Linked DNA regions of Homo sapiens: region 2 is linked to region 1. A link is a loop called in an ENCODE intact Hi-C map of the cell type or tissue named here. Cell type or tissue: PC-3. All regions are shown on one strand. Each heading gives the region's core, and the rest is flanking DNA. Links, peaks and the distances in the headings are about the cores only. Region 1 has its middle 96 kb from the start of SPTSSA. Region 2 overlaps SPTSSA (serine palmitoyltransferase small subunit A).

Region 1 (8,343 bases), core at 241-8,240:
ACTACAAAAAAACTCACCCTTGAACTCAGAGAGGCAGTGAAGCATCCCAGCAGCAGCTAGTGTGATAGGAGCAGCACAATCACAGCCCTTCTCAGATGTGCTGTGTCCACAGGATGAGCAAGACCAGGGGCTGGTCCGGAAGGAGCTCACTGCCTAGTACTCAGTGTAGAGTCACCTTCCAATAAATAGTAGCTGGATCAGTAAATGAATAAACTGCAAAAACTTGCAGAATATAGCATTTTGTCTTAGTCAAGGAGGCCAGTCCTCCATAAGCCTTCCATTGCTGCACATTTCCTGACTTCTTGAATCCTATTGTGCCCATCTGTGCATTGCTCCCTGCTCACTGTTCTGCCCAAACTGCCCTTCTCAGCCTTTCCATCACAGTGAGCAGGGTGTAAACCACCACCACTCCAAGTTCCCAAACATCATTATTTGGGGACAGGAGGGAGTTCCTGTCTTCTTGCCAAAGTCCTGGCACACTTAACTGCCCTACATAGTTCCAGTTGTTTGTGTTGTTTTAACTTTTTTTTTTTTTTTCTAAGATGGAGTTTCACTCTTGTTGCCCAGGCTGGGGTGCAACGGTGCAATCTTGGCTCACCGCAACCTCCGCCTCCCAGGTTCAAGCGATTCTCCTGCCTCAGCCTCCCGAGTAGCTGAGATTACAGGCATGTGCCACCATGCCCAGCTAATTTTGTATTTTTAGTAGAGACGGGGTTTCTCCATGTTGGTCAGGCTGGTCTCAAACTCCTGACTTCAGATGATCTGCCCACCTTGGTCTCCCAAAGTGCTGGGATTACAGGCATGAGCCACCACACCCAGACTGTTTTAACTTTTTAGCTAAATCCTTAACTTCCCTTCTCACTTTCCTCTGAGATCTTTGTTGTGCTCTCAGATTCATGAATTTTTACCCTAATTCTCTCACCATCCATCACATCCTCATTCCCTTATTTCACAATGCCTTATCTAGCCAATCACTATGATTACCACAAATTTCTTTATTGCCAGTGCCTAATAACATAAACCACAACATCCCATTAATTCTGCAAGGACAAAATGACATTCATGATTACAACACATTTGTCTCTCTATCATGGCCTCTGGGCTGTAGCTGTAGAGCATGTCCTCTATGAGTTGGTGATGGCAGGGATTCAGAGTGCACATTACAATCATCTGAGGACCTAAACAATACCCTTGCTTGGGCCTCACCCGAGAGATGCCAATTTAATTTCACCGAGTTTCTAATGTGTAATGGTCTGGGAACCTGACCATCAGCTTCATGAGTAGATGCCGTGCTCCTCCTCTGTGCAACTCTGCCAAACCCAAACTAAACAGAGCAAACAAGCCTGATTTCAACCCCCTGCAAGACTGTGGCAGCTTTCCTCTAGACTGGTGATCTATGTCACCCCTTAGTTATGTCTGTAGGAGGTTATGTGGGTTCAGTCAATTACTGAGGGGAATCTTGCTAAAAGATGTTTACAGATGCATTTAGAAGGTTGTGTAAAACATTGCAGCTTTTTCCCATCCAGTCCCTTGATACCTGGGGTCACTTTGCATTCTGATCTCTCTTCTCTTCCTCCACCCTGGTCCTTTCCCCTCTCTTCTGTCTGCTTCCCAGGGTCCCAACTCCTCCCTGGAATGGCAGTAGCAGAACCTTCCTGGGAATCACTGGAGGAGGCTTTTGATCCCAGAATCGAGTGTCCTCAGAAATAAAGTTTTCCATTACTTATACTCACTGGCTCATAGCATAAGTTCAGTACATTATTATGTTCATTATGTCTATGTTTTCCACAATTTTACCAAAGTCTGCTCCTGGGGAGGAGTAATGTGAAAGAGAAATTAGGAAGGAAGAACTGGAGAAAATTCTATACACCCTCTTATAACAAACAGCTTGGTCTTTACTCATTAAGCAATGAAAGCAATTAGATTCTGCTCTGCCTTCTCCCACTGCCGAGGGGAAGCGCTTCCCAAAAGTGAGCCACACCAGGCGTGGTGTGCACAGCCTGTCCCACATGAGAGCGTTGACAGGAACTGTAAGTCAAGGGCCCCAGGAGGTGTGTGAGAGTCATAGAGAGCCTTTTCCTCTCATCAAAGCAGGGCACACTAAGCTGCTCCTAGCCCAGGAGGACACCCTGGTTCCAAATCAAACCAGCTGTTTGCTGGTAACCATGTTAGCCAAGTTCAGAGTGGGAGGGGAGATAGGTTCTTACACATCATTTCCTGCATCCACTCCCTTAACGGGGCCCTTTATCATCCCACTCTGTTCCTTTCCTTCCTGGATGACTACAGTCTGCTTCTCACCGTGATGCCACTACTGGGGCACATAGCAGAGATCCCCAAACATTTGTTATCAGGTTTGAGATAACCAGTGTCATCATCAGGGTTCTCCATAGGAACAGAACCAATAGGGTGGGGGAAGTAGGGAGACAGAGATTAATTTAAGAAATTGGCTCACACAATCATGAGAGCTGATAAGTCTGAAATCCACGAGTTAGGCTGGCGAGTCCAGCAATAAGTTGATGTATTAAGTCTGACGATCTGGAGGCAGAATTCCTTCCTCTTCAAGGGACCTGAGTCTTTTAATGACTTCCGCTGACTCAGTGAGACCCACCCATATTGTGGAGAGCAATCTGCTTTCCCCAAAGTCCGCTGATTTAAATGTTAGTCACCTATTCTTAAAATACCTGCACAGCAACATCTAGATTTGCAAATAGCTGAACACAATAATTCAGTCAACTTGATACATAAAATTAACCATCACGATCAGAGTGAAGGGAGGATGTCGACCAGAGAACCTCTAAGTGAGAGAAGGACATACTGCCCCCAGCTGTGCACCTCATCTCACTGGAAACCCTGAAAACCTTCAGAAAGGGAGTTAAAGAAAGGGAAAAAAGGCCGGGCACGGTGGCTCACGCCTGTAATCCCAGCACTTTGGGAGGCCAAGGTGGGTGGATCACTTGAGGTCAGGAGTTCGAGACCAGCGTGGCCAACATGGTGAAACCCCATTTCTACTAAAAATACAAAAAAAAAAAAGAAAATTAGCTGGGCGTGATGGCAGGTGCCTGTAATCCCAGCTACTCAGGAGGCTGAGGCAGGAGAATCACTGGAACCCGGGAGGCAGAGGTTGCAGTGAGCTGAGATTGTGCCATTGCACTCCCGCGTTGGGGGGCAGAGCAAGACTTTATCTCAAAAAAAAATAAAAGAGGGAAAAAAAGCCCACAGTGGGAGCTCAACAGCTGCAATCATCTAGAAGGCACACAGTCTACATTCTGAGCAGAACACCCTCACTTCTTGAACCGCTAGATAAATTCCTCATTCTCCACATTAGTTTAAGCCATTTAACTTAGTATCGAAGTTGCTCACAAGAGACAAAAAGAACTGCAAAGAAATCTGAAGCTTACGCATATTCATATATTACTTTACTCACATAATATTGTCAGTAGTATTAGTATTGTGACTTCAAAACTGTTTTATGAAAATGTAGAAGAAAGCAAATAAAATATATTGATGTTATTAGGAACAAAGATTTTCAACGTAAGAGAAATTAGATGATATATAACATAAAACAGAGTTAAGAAGGGAAAAAACAACTCTGTAAAGTTGAAATTGGAACTCTCAGTTCAAACACATGATTGTGTATTTCTGAGCTTTGTCCACTAGAAGGAACTAAGAGCAATGAGATCCCAGTAGTGCTAAGCACAAATAGTACCCACACCTCGGCTTTTAAATACAGTTCCCTATTCAAAAGGATGAGAAATCCTCAGAGAAATGGCTGGTTCCAGGGCTCGGGCAGAGAACACAAAAGATGAGCCAAGGACATCTTCTGCCAGAAAGTAAAAGAAGTACGTAAGGACCAAGGGGGTTATATCAAAAGAAAACAGGAGGAAAACTGTGTGGCGACCTCTACCAAAGTAAACATACCCTATGAGCAAGGAATTCCACTTCTACCCCTATTCTCCTTACCCAAAAAAATGTGTTGACCCCAAGTACCAGAATGTTCATAGGGGCACATAATAGTCAAAACCTGGAATCATCCTTAATGTCCACCTACACTAGAATGAATAAATAAATGGCAGGAGCAATGAAAAACAAAGAACTGCAGCTGCACACACAAGAGTGAATCTCATGAGCATACAGACGTGCAAAGGAACCAGACAGAAAAGCGTACATGTGGTATGATTCCATTGACACAAAATTCCAAAACAGCCAAACTGATCAATAGGTTTAGAAGTAAAGCTGGTGGTTACTGGTGTGGGGACAAAAGTGATAGGAAGAGGGTGTGATTGGGGCTTCAGGCTCCTGGTAATGTTTTGTTTCTTGATCTAGGAGCTAGCTATTCATGTGTTTGCTTTGTGAACATTCTTTGAACTATAGACTTGATTTTTTGTGCATTTATCTATATGTTATATTTCAATGTAAAAATCATTTACTTTTTAAAAAGCCAACTTGTAGGCTGGGCACAGTGGCTGATGCATGTAATCCCGGCACTTTGGGAGGCCAAGGTGGGCAGATCACCTGAGGTCAGGAGGTCGAGACCAGCCTGGCCAACATGGTGAAACACTGTCTCTACTAAAAATACAAAAATTAGCCAGGCACAGTGGCAGACACCTGTAATCCCAGCTACTCAGGAGGCTGAGGCAGAAGAATTGCTTGGACCCAGGAGGCAGAGGTTGCAGTGAGCCAAGATCGCACCACAGCACTCCAGCCTGGGCAACAAAGTGAGACTCCATCTCAATAAATAAATAGCCGACTTGAAGGGTTTCCCACGGGCCGAATTGGATACAATTTAACGTCAAAAAGGATAATGATGGTAGCTCTTTATTAATGAAGATACGTGAATCCCAGGGCAGGGAGTGGGGAGGATAAACAGGACAGCTCTTCTTTACAAAAGTAAGACACTCATAAATGTAAAAGAAATGACAAAATTCGAAGATCACCATTTTGTAACCCCTGATATAATCATTGATTCATGTAACAATCACCAGTGGAAGCCAAAACCTTTGGATGAAAACTTGTTAGCATACGGGCTATCCCTAGAGTACCAAAGTACCATCCCAGGGACCACTTACTTTTACAAAGAAGAGAAACTGGGCCAGGCACAGTGGCTCATGCCTGTAATCCCAGCACTTTGGGAGGCCAAGGTGGGCGGATCACAAGGTTAGGAGTTCGAGACCAGCCTGGCCAACATGGTGAAACCCCGTCTCTACTAAAAATTCAAAAATTAGCTGGGCATGGTGGCACACGCCTGTAGTCCCAGCTACTTGGGAGACTGAGGCAGAAGAATTTCTTGAACCCGGGAGGCAGAGGTTGCAGTGAGCTGAGATCGCGCCACTGCACTCCAGCCTGGGTGATAGAGCAAGACTCCATCTCAAAAAATATATAAAATAAACAAAGAAGAGCAACTGTACCTTTGAAATGGAGAGGTATGGTGGTGACCACCTTAATCCAGTGATTGAATTTCACATCACAAAAAATGGAACACTGTGGCATTACATGCTTCCTGATATGATGCAAATTCAACAACCTAATCTAAGGCAGTAGCGCTTCTTAATTGCATTAGAATCACCCGAGGAGCTTTTCAAACTCCTAATGCCAACTACGGCAGAATCTACTTGGGCAGGGGCGGGGGCCGGAGTTGCCAAGCATCAGTATTTTTTAAAGCTTCCCACATGATTGTAATGTACAGTTAAGATATTCTGAACAAAAACGTATACTCGAATCTAACTTCTAGTTTAAAGAATATACAGGAGATAGAGCAGTGGTTCTTACTTCTGACCTCATATTAGAGCCACCCGGAGATTTTTGAAAGTAGGGCCACCTGGGCTGCATCCCAAGGGCTTCTGATTTAACTGGATTAGAGCAGCACTCAGACATTTGTATGAAATTTCTAGGTTTTTAGTTTTGTATTTAAAACCCCCAGTGAGAACAGAGTGGACCAATTTATTACTTCTTCTTTGTAAGGCCAATTAATCAAAACAAGGAATTCTAATGTACAGCCCGGGTTAAAACTTACTGGGAAAGAGGAACAGGTTAACATCAAGAGAAAACACAATCTAGAATGTGGGACATTCTATAAGGCTGCGAGCCTGGATTCTTCAAAAAGTCAATGTCATGGAGGGAAAAAAAGAGGGATAAAACATTCTATGTTAAAATGAAGTTTTAAAATGTAATGTATGCATTAATTTGAGAGAAACAGCTACAAAGACATTTTGGAGGAATTAATGCAGTTTGTTTGTTTGTTTGTTTTTCTGAGACAGGGTCTCGTTCTGTCATCTAAGCTGGGGTGCCGTGAGTGGTGTCATCATAGCTCACTGCAGCTTCAACCTCCTGGACTCAAGTGATCCTCCCACCTCAGCCTCCTGAGTAGCTAGGCCTATAGACATGCACCACCACTCTTGCCTTTTTTTTTTTTTTTTTTAAGAGACGTCATTTTACTATATTGCCCAGACTGGCCTTGAACACCTAGGCTCAAGCAATCTTCCTAAAGTGCTGAGATTACAGGCGTGAGTCACCATGCCCGGCCAGAAATGTAAATATTTAGTTGATTTTAGATAGTTAATTTTCTTAGCAGGGATAATGACATTTTGTTTCTGTGGATAAATATCTGTATTCTTAAGGGATGAAATGCTGAATATCGAAAAGTGTTGTGTCATCATGTGTACATAATTTGCTTTCAAATGGCACACAAAAAAGAAAACCAAAGTACAGAGAAAAATAAAGCAAGTATTGCAAAATATTAACAATTGTGAAATTTATGTGGAGGGCATATGGGATTACACCATAATAATCTTTCAACTTTTCTGTGTGTTTGAAATATTTCATAACCGTAAGTTGAAGAAATGAGAAAGATTTTAAATAGAGATAAAAACTCACTTACAAGGCCATGGAATTTCCATCTGTTTTACTTCTCTGCAGGCAAGTCTACTCACAACTCCACCACACTCAATCAACCTTACACCACACCCAGCAATTAAAGGCTGCCTTTCTCAATCTTTGCCCACTAGATTTCGTGCATTCAAACAAGTGTAGAAAATGCTGGGTTATATTGGATTTATCCACAATCAGGCATGGCAAACACCACCAGGAAGCACTTCTCTCTTGAGCTGACCTGCCTCGCCTATGACATCCAAGAAGACTGGCAGTTATGGTATCCATGACAACTTTCCTATCTCATTTGGGCTTGAGAATCAGGCTTCCTCTAGTCTCTGACAGAGGCACTTCAAAGTAACAAGCCTGCAAATATTCTCATGGCACAATACAAGCCATATATGAAATACAAAACTATCTACCTCCCTGCCCTGGCTAGTCCCTTGCTGTGGGACAAAAATGCTTAAGCCATGATGGTAGGGCTCTCCTGGTAAGTATTTAGCAAAGGAAAGGAAGCTTTACAACATGACAAATGGCAAAAGGTGATTTCACTCTTTTCCCCCAGAATCATCAGAGGCTCTGCCCCACCTGTTAAGACTACAAAGCGGATAAAATACTGCCAGTCTGCCAGGAGCTCATGGTCAACCACAGTGGACAAATACCATGCTTCTAATTAGGCAGACTATAATAAACTGCATGATAGGGGTGTTTCCAGAGTGGTGTGGGTCTACAGAAGAGGGAAGTATTAATTCCATCTGTGGGTGTTGGAGAAAGCTACACAACGGAGTTCCTTGGCTTTTGACGGGGGAAGTGTTGAGAAATGAAGGGAAGGGCATCCAGGCCAGGCAGAACCATGCCAGCAAATGCACCAGTATGTGAAAGCACCCAGTGTGTTCAGGAAGTGGCACCAATTTGGTGAGGGGGAGAACAAGATAGGACCAAGATGCCCTGACTTCTTTGCAGGGCAAATTTTACTTAAGTGATTTACTGATTTGCTCTCCTCCTCCTCCTCTCCTTCTCCTCCTTCTTCCTTTTTCTTTCTTCCTCTTCTTCTTTTTCTTCTTATCATTATTATTATTATTATTCTCTCTTTAAGCATTCAAAAAAGATCTTGCATAAGAACTCAAGGGAGGGAGCACATTCCTTAAGTGGCATTCTAAATAGGGCTTTCCTAAGGCTCAGAAATGGTAGGTGCCAGGGTAATTGCTTGATAAGCAAACTGTACGTGTCAGGGCAGGAGATTCCAGGTCACCACAGTGCTTGCACTGAGGACAGTGCTCCCTAAAACTAGGCATCTGAGTTCTACAAGTAGGACAATGCAGCTACTACTTATTAAGAGCAGATATATTTATTCAGTTAATTTTTAAATTACATTATCCTTGTCAGCACTAGTGATGAAATAAAAATGGCTAAATTAATTGTGTCAAACACTGTTGGACATCATCTCTGTTGTTGTTGTTGTTGTCGTTGTTTTGTTTT
Region 2 (8,343 bases), core at 1-8,000, 71 kb after region 1:
GTATTATTTTTCTTGAGATAATATGACTACAGCTCAGATATAACCATATCCAATTTTTAACTACTTCAAACCAAGTAATTCCATATTATTCTCACTACTCCTATCTAATTGTGGTATCAATTGGCTCTAAAAATATTAAACACATATATATTACTTGAGACCTCTAGACTATAAAATACTTCAAAAGTCTAGTCCTTAAAACGTAGGGCAAAAAATACCTCAATTTTGGCCGGGCGCGGTGGCTCACGCCTGTAAACCCAGCACTTTGGGAGGCCGAGGCAGGTGGATCAGGAGGTCAGGAGTTTGAGACCATCCTGGCCAACACAGTGAAACCCCGTCTCTACTACAGATACAAAAAATTAGCCAGGCATGGTGGCAGGTGCCTGTAATCCCAGCTATTCAGGAGGCTGAGGCAGGAGAATCACTTGATCCCAGGAGATGGAGGTTGCAGTGAACCGAGATCATGCTGTTGCACTCCATCCTGGGCGACAGGGCAAGACTCCGTCTCAAAAAAAAAAAAACAAAAAAACAACCCAGCAACACACATAATTGCCTAATTCTTTTCAATTAGCAATATTTTTATGTTGCAAAACATATAGGATAAGACATACTTACTGCTTATCTGGTCCTCCACAGAAAATAATTCAGCAATATAAATACTAGATCAATATTTAACCATCAAGGAAAAGATATACTGCTACATCAGCTGATTTTTTTTCTCTTTGAATTTAATGTATTTACATCAAAAAATTAGGTAGTCATTTTACATTTAAGGAATAAAAACCTTAAAAAAAACAATACAAAGAGTGAAAGGATTTTAACCAAGTTTACATTTCTTTTTGCTATAATTTTTAACAACAATTCGTCTCATCATAACTTAATGCAATGTGCAAATGCAGCACCCATTACAATCATTAAACTAAATTTAAGGAAGTACATTGTTAATAGTGACCCTCGGAGGAAATGGATTTCTCTTCTATTAAAAACTCTATGGTATATAAGCATTACATAATAATGCTACTTAACCACCTTTTGTCTCAAGAATTATCACCAAAGTTTTCTGGAAATAAGTCCACATAAGAATTAAATATTTAAAAGGTGAAATGTTCCTTATTTTAACTTTAGCAAGATCTTTTCTTTTTCATTAAGAAACACTTTAATAATTTTAAAGCAAAAGCTGTTAGAGTCTAGATAGCTAAAACTGTACTCCTGAGTTCAAGCTTACAGATAAATCTTTTGTTAAGTAGTTCTCAATAAAATATCTTCCCTCCCCATACCCCTACCCGAAATCTTATATTGTTCTTTACAAAACTTTGGTCAAGAGTAGAAATATATCCAGGCAGATGTATATGCCATACAATAGCAAGAACAGTAAAGCCCAACTAATGATTTTGAGTTTTAAAAATAGAAGGCAATTAAAATGTACTCAAAGTTACATTAAGAAAAGCTTTCACGGGGGTAATATTGAAACAGTCACAAAGGTTAAGAAAATACTGATATCAAAGTACAAATGACTACAATGTTAAAATAGACAAAAACTGCTATACAAGAGCCTCTTTGAAAATTAAAAATAAAGAACACAACACATGAGTCAGGATGATTTTCCTGTTCTACTCATGAATTTTAGTCTTTATAAGGTTGGTTATGTTGACATCTAGAAGAGTTTCTTATCACATCTGATGGTCTCATTCCAACTTCGTAGGGTGGGTCTTCCCCAAGGAACCTCTGATCCTGGTCGCATCTTGGTCATTGTACGATTTCAAAGTAGTGCAATATCGCCATGATGTGCTGGGGCATGAAGACGTATCCTGTGTATAGTGCCATCCCCACAATGGAAACCAGCATGGAATCTGAGTTGTAGTTAAGGAAACTTATTATTATTAATTTATTCAAAACTAAATCTCCACATGTCTTCAACAACTCTTTTATGCTGAAGTACCCATTCACTTAGTGCTTTCTCATTTATATCAAGCACTGATAAAAAAAACAACAAGAATGATAATACTAGCCACTAACAACCATGCCTGGCACCACTCTAAGCTGGTTTTGTTTTATTTTGTTTTTAGCTCATTCTATCTTTACTATCACCATATAAAGTAAGTACTGTTATTCTCCCTGTGTAGTTGAAAATATCAGACTGCTTCAAATGTTTTTGTTTGTTTGTTTCTCTTTTTTTTTTTTTTTTTTTTTTGAGACAGAGTTTTGCTCTTGTTACCCAAGGCTGGAGTGTAATGGCACGATCTCGGCTCACTGCAACCTCTGCCTTCTGGGTTCAAGTGATTCTCCTGTCTTAGCCTCCTGAGTAGCTGGGATTACAGGTGCCCGCCATGACACCCAGCTAATTTTTGTATTTTTAGTAGAGACAGGGTTTCACCATGTTGGCCAGGCTGGTCTCGAACTCCTGACCTCAGGAGATCCACCCATCTCAGCCTCCCAAAGTGCTGGGATTACAGGCGTGAGCCACTGCGCCCGGCAGGACTGCTTAAAATGAAGCATAGAATGTGATACTGTTCTACCTAAGAAATAAATATACAGGAATAAAATTCTATTTAATTACTATAAAAGATCTACCAACTTAACTAATAAGAATGTATGATCAAAGAATTTTAGAATTAGACTAGAATGTGGCTAAAAGTATTTTTAGAGTCAGACAAAGCTAAAATCAATCATACACTAGCTTAGGGATGACAGCAACTGCTACTGCTATTATCACTATTAAACATTATTATCACTATTGCTACTATTTGCAACAACTTCAAATAAAGGTAATCTTGATAACCTAAACAATAACCTTTCTGTACCATGTTCCTTTCTTTTTATTACAAAAGGAACTGAAACTGTATATATGGAAGTCAACAAGAGGCCTCTCTCTGGGGCCACACAAAATACTGCTAGCAAAAATTATGTCAAATCTAAGGGCTTTTGGCTTTGCACAGTTACATAGGATGCTAAGAGGAATAACTGTTTTTGAACTGGAGTCATGCTTTATTAATTCATTCATATTCTCATTCTTCTCTCTCTCTCCTCTTTCACTTGCCTTTCCCCTTTCTCAACTCTACATACCTTTCAGCTATACATACTATTATTTTTAAAATAACTTACATTCTTTTATGAGAAGATAGGGTTTAAATAAACAATGTGCTTACTATCAACTAATATTTGTATAACAGGTTAGTTGACAAATCTCTTCCACAATTACATTATCTTACTTAACCCTTATAGCTTTCCTATGAAATGTTTATTATGTTCATCACTAATCAGAAGCTGAGAAAACTGAGTAGCTTGTTCAGGGCCATACAGGAAGCTGTCTTTAGAGCCAGAGGTCAAACCAAGACTGCCTGACTCAAGCCATAAACTCATTCTCTTCATCCAGCAAACAAGAGCAGAAAGTCTTTCACAATCTTTTTTTTACAATTTACTTTTTAACCGCCCTTAATCCAGTTATTCCTTAAACTGCCGCCTTCTATTTACTAATTTCTTTAAAAAAAAAAAAAGAGAGAAAGAAAAATATATACATTTGCTGCTTCTATATCATTGGCATATATTTGTTCATCACCAACACACCATCTGATTCTTACTCCTCCAGACTGTAGGCATTGTTCTAAGATCACTGGTGGTCTCCACCAAATCCAAAGGCTGTTTGAATTGACACTGTTTTAGTCCTTCTTCTTCAAAACCCTTTCCATTTATGCCTGTAGTGCCAGCTACTCTGGAGGCTGATGTGAGCCGGAAGGGCACCACTGCACTCCAGCCTGAGCAACAGAGCCAGACCCTGTCTCAAAAAACAAACAGAAAACAAAACAAAACAATCCTTTCCACTCTTTAAAACTCTACTCTGGGCTCAGGTATTTTCTAAGGCCCTCTTTTAATCTCTCTTACCATTTCCCTGTTTTTCACTGGCTCTTTCCTTTATGATGGATGATAGATAAGAGTGAACTTTGTGCTTTCCTTGCAAACATCCACTCTCCTCCTAGTATAGCAGCCATGCCCTTTTGGTTAGACTAACCCATCTTCATGGATAACCCCTGACTGGTCTTAACCAATTAGAGGGATCTCTTTTGCTTGGTAACAATGCCCTACATCAAAACTGATTAATCAGCTCAAAGCTTAGGACTTCAGCCAGGAATTCAGGAACATAGATGCTCTCTCCTACAATATGCAGCTTGCTGATGGAATCTTGCAATCACTGGAGTCACTTTACCTCCATGAGGAAAGCAAGATTCAGAACAAAGCTGACTCAAGAAGGTGGCAGGACAAAAATAATCACAGAAAAATGGAGTCAGAATCCTCATCAAAAAACCCTGAATCCCACCCTACCACTGGATTTTTACATACTAAACTAATAAATCCCCTTTACTTTTTTTGAGTCAAGGTCTCACTCTGTTGTCCAGGCTAGACTGCAGTTACACAATCATAGTTCACCACAGCCTCGACCTCCCAGGCTCAGGCAATCCTCCCACCACAGCCTTCCAAGTAGCTGGGACAACAAACACGCACTACCACGCCCAGCTGATTTCTTTATTATTTTTGTAGAGATGGGGTCTCCCTATGTTGCTCAGGCTGGTCTTGAACTCCTGGGGACAAGCAATCCTCCCACCTCAGCCCCCCAAAGTGCTGAGATTACAGGTGTGAGCCACCACGCCGAGCTGGCCAATCCCCTTTACTCTTAAAGTAGCTTGCTCAATTTTGTTACTTGCGGCTGAAAACGTTCCAGATGATAAAATGGAATTCCCATCGTTTTGTCTTGGGCCCCATATTCCCTCATAACTTAAACAACTACAGGTTGAGTATCCCTCATCCTAAATGCTTGAGTTGAGAAGTATTTCAAATTTCAGATTTTTTTTTTAAATTTAGAATATTTGCATTATACTTAACCCGGTGAGCACACCTAATCCAGTATCAAAAATGCTCCAACGGGCATTTCCTTTGACTGTCATGTTGTTGCTCAAAAGTTTTGGATTTTCGAGCATTTCAGACTTTTCATTTTCAGATTAGGGATGTCCATTCTGTACCTTCATGTTGTCAACCTGACCTCACCTTCCATACTGCAGACAGATATTTCTACCTACTTACGGTACATTTCCATCTATGACATTCAACAAGGTAACTTAAATTCAAACTGAACTCATTAACCTTCTCCAAAACTACCTCTTCCTACGAGTCCAATTTTGCCGATTAACACAACTATTTGCCAAGTCATCCAGTCTAGAAGGTTTTTTATTCCTTCTCCCCACATTCAAATTACCTATGACTTCTCAGTTCTTCCCCAATCCCTACAAATGACTCTTGTATCTCACCTCCCCAACCTTAATCAATGATAAATGATTAAGGCATTTATCATCCTTTACTTAGATGATAGAAAGTTCCCATCGTAGGCTTCTAGCCACTTTCCATGTCCCTCTTTACTAGAATGATCCTTTTAAAATGCATTAGGTTTCCAATGTCTATAAGACAGCACTTATAGGATTCTAAGGCAAGTATTCAAGGACTTTCCGATCTAGCCCCAAATCTTAGGATCCACAGAAGTAGATAGGGACTGAAGGATTGAGACAGGGATTCTTGTGCAAGCTATTTATTGAGGGAATTTTATTTGAAGGGGAGTGAGTACAGTAGAATAGAGCAGGGGAAATAAGCTAAGTAGGGACAGAGTCTCAGCTCCCACAGGGCACTCTGGAGCATAAATTATACCATATAGTTGGCATTGCTTTGACACAAAGGGCCTGACCTTTTGTATCTTCTTATCTGTCAATCATTGGTTATAGGGTGGGATACGGAAAATCCACCTAACCAAGAAGGCTGCTTGGCAGAGGACAATACTCTAGAGAAAGGGGGCGCTATAGGTCATTAGCAGCCAACACTCACGGAGGCTTGGGGGGTACATCAGCCATTAAAGGGGACTTAAGCTAGGTGCAGTGGCTCATGCCTGTAATTCCAGCACTTTGGGAGGCCGAGGTGGGAGGATTACTTGAACTCAGGAGTTTGAGACTAGTCTGGGCAACATAGTAAGACAATGTCTCTACCAAGAAAAAAAATAAAATTAACTTAAAATAAAAAAAAGAAAGGAGACCTAGGTGAAGACCAACCACGACTACCATGCTACTTTTCCACTGTACTTCCCAACAGTCCAAACCATTCCCTAATATACACATATCCTACTTGCAGTCATATTACAAGAGTCTCAGAAAACAACATTATATATTTCCATACTGCTCTGGCTTTGCTTATTGTTTAATGATAATATAAGAATAAGACTGGCAGCAGCAGCTTTCACTTTGTGAATGTCTAGTGTGTGTCTGGTACTAGTTAAGCACTTCATCAAGTTCCAGTAACCTCCCCAACAAACTACAGGGGCCAGTTCCAAAACAAATCAGTCCAACTCCAAGTATCTGTGTTCTTAACCACTGTACTATATACTTTCCTACATATGAAAAGCCCTACTCCCCCTAGTAAAACCTAATAATTCTAGGAGCTCAGTAGTTATCTCCTCTTGTATTAGGCCTTAGGCCTTCCCTGGCATTCATAATTTTTCCCATTCTTACCCCAACCCCTTGGCAGAACTAATTATTCCTTAATGCTCATAAAGCTCCTTTAATACTTTGTTTGAAAGTGAGTAACACAGCACTTACCACCTGACATTACCTATTTGTAGATGTACTTACTCAAATTATCAACTCCTTAAACAGAGAAATAATATTATTTTTGTATCTCCAGCATCTAACAAAAAAACATGCTAAATAGACATTTGATGAACAGAGATGTTCATGTGACTAGATTCATTATGATGCTTTCTACATATTCCTCACATTATTGTGGCTGAAAAACTTGATAATGACTACAGAAAAGACAAAAACAGTTTCCAGGCAATATTGGACTTAAGAACAAATTTTGCTTTTTCACAGCTTTTATATAAACCTTATAAATACATATACCAAACAAATGAAAATGGTATAGTAATAATCTTAAGGTCATTGGCTCAATTTCAACTCCAGTAGGAGTGATTACTATAAATCAGCTATCTGAATATGTATGTTACATAGTCTTTATGATGCTAATTCTTCAATTTAGTATGGAGAATATATCACTTAAGGAACACGCATATATTAGCCTAACGGGTTATTCCACTATAAATCAAGAATCTGAAACTTGGCTGGGCGCGGTGGCTTACACCTATAATCCCAGCACTTTGGGAGGCCGAGGCGGGTGGATCACCTGAGGTCGGGAGATCGAGACCAGCCTGGCCAACATGGTGAAACCCCATCTCTACTAAAAATACAAAATTAGCCAGGTGTGGTGGCGCATGCCTGTAATCCCAGCTACTTGGGAGGCTGAGGCAGGAGAATCGCTTGAACCCGGGAGGCGGAGGGTGTGGTGAGCCGAGATGGCGCCACTGCACTCAAGCCTGGGCAACAAGAACAAAAATCCATCTCACAAAAAAAAAAAAGTAAAAAAAGAATCTGAAACTTAAGCTCAATTTTGTGAACATTAAATTGTTAAGCTTTTAAATTTTTTACATGCCTATAAAAGCATGATTTTTTAATTCTAAGTGAAACAATAACTTATCAAAACTTGAACAAGTTTTTTGCCTGGTTAAAATACAAGATACTAGAGTTCAAGACTGTATACACACTCCAGCATGGGTAACAGAGTGAGACCCTGTCTCCCAAAAAAAGAGAATGTTGCCAGGCAAGGCAGTTGACGCCTGTAATCCCAACACTTTGGGAACTCAAAGCAGGTGGATCACTTGAGACCAGTGAGGCAGGAAAATAGGGTCTGGAGGCAGGGAACATAAGGCCGATTCACACTTCAGTTATGACAGGAAATAGCCTCCCCATAGGGTGCAGGCCAAGTAAACACTTTGTAACTTTACTTCATCCTCTCCATCTACATACGGCATACCCCAAGGAACCAATGGAATCCTCTAGAGGGTATTTAAACTCTCAAATATTCTGTAACAGGGCCTTTGAGCCCCTATGCTCAAGCCTACTCCTAAATTGTGGAGTGTACTTTCATTTTCAATAAAACCCTTCATTCCTTCCTTGCTTTGTTTATGCATTTTGACCAATTCTTTGTTCATAACGCCAAGAACCTGGACACCCTCCACAGTTAACATATTTTGGCAAGCCAGCCAGGAAGAAGAGGTAAACCTAAAGTTTGGGATTTTTTTTTCTCCTTTCTCCTTTTCTTTTCTGCTCCATACAGGGGACTCTCTCTCTCTCTCCTCTCTCTCTTTTCCTTTCCCACCCAGGACCCATGTGGGTAGCACCTAAACATGGAAGCAACTGCAGGTTTCTGGCCATGGCCAGTGAAACTAAGGGGTTTCCATGTGGAGAAGCCTAACCACCA

Evidence for each region. Hi-C counts contacts between places; a loop is a spot of excess contacts. Peaks named below come from ENCODE experiments on the same cell type or tissue, not always from the same donor. Only the 100,000 strongest peaks of a DNase experiment are listed, where the experiment ranks them.
Region 2: it touches region 1 in a loop (2.4-fold over the local background); 5 of 110 quality-filtered maps call a loop at or near these places.

The regions. Positions count from the first base shown.
Region 1 is chr14:34,361,831-34,370,173 of GRCh38, forward strand. No RefSeq gene overlaps it. Among named protein-coding and RNA genes, the nearest start is that of SPTSSA, 96 kb to the right of the region's middle. In PC-3, for the core only: CTCF peaks have their summits at 2,847 (motif pointing left), 3,688 (motif pointing right) and 3,887; DNase peaks (open chromatin) are centred at 2,231 and 2,591; H3K4me3 peaks cover 992 bases; H3K27ac peaks cover 4,073 bases.
Region 2 is chr14:34,433,455-34,441,797 of GRCh38, forward strand. SPTSSA (serine palmitoyltransferase small subunit A) reads right to left here. Exons shown (of 2, transcript NM_138288.4): 2 at 1-1,850. The coding sequence ends at 1,747. Among named protein-coding and RNA genes, the nearest start is that of SPTSSA, 25 kb to the right of the region's middle. In PC-3, for the core only: no CTCF peak of the experiment used is centred there; a DNase peak (open chromatin) is centred at 3,317; H3K27ac peaks cover 1,686 bases.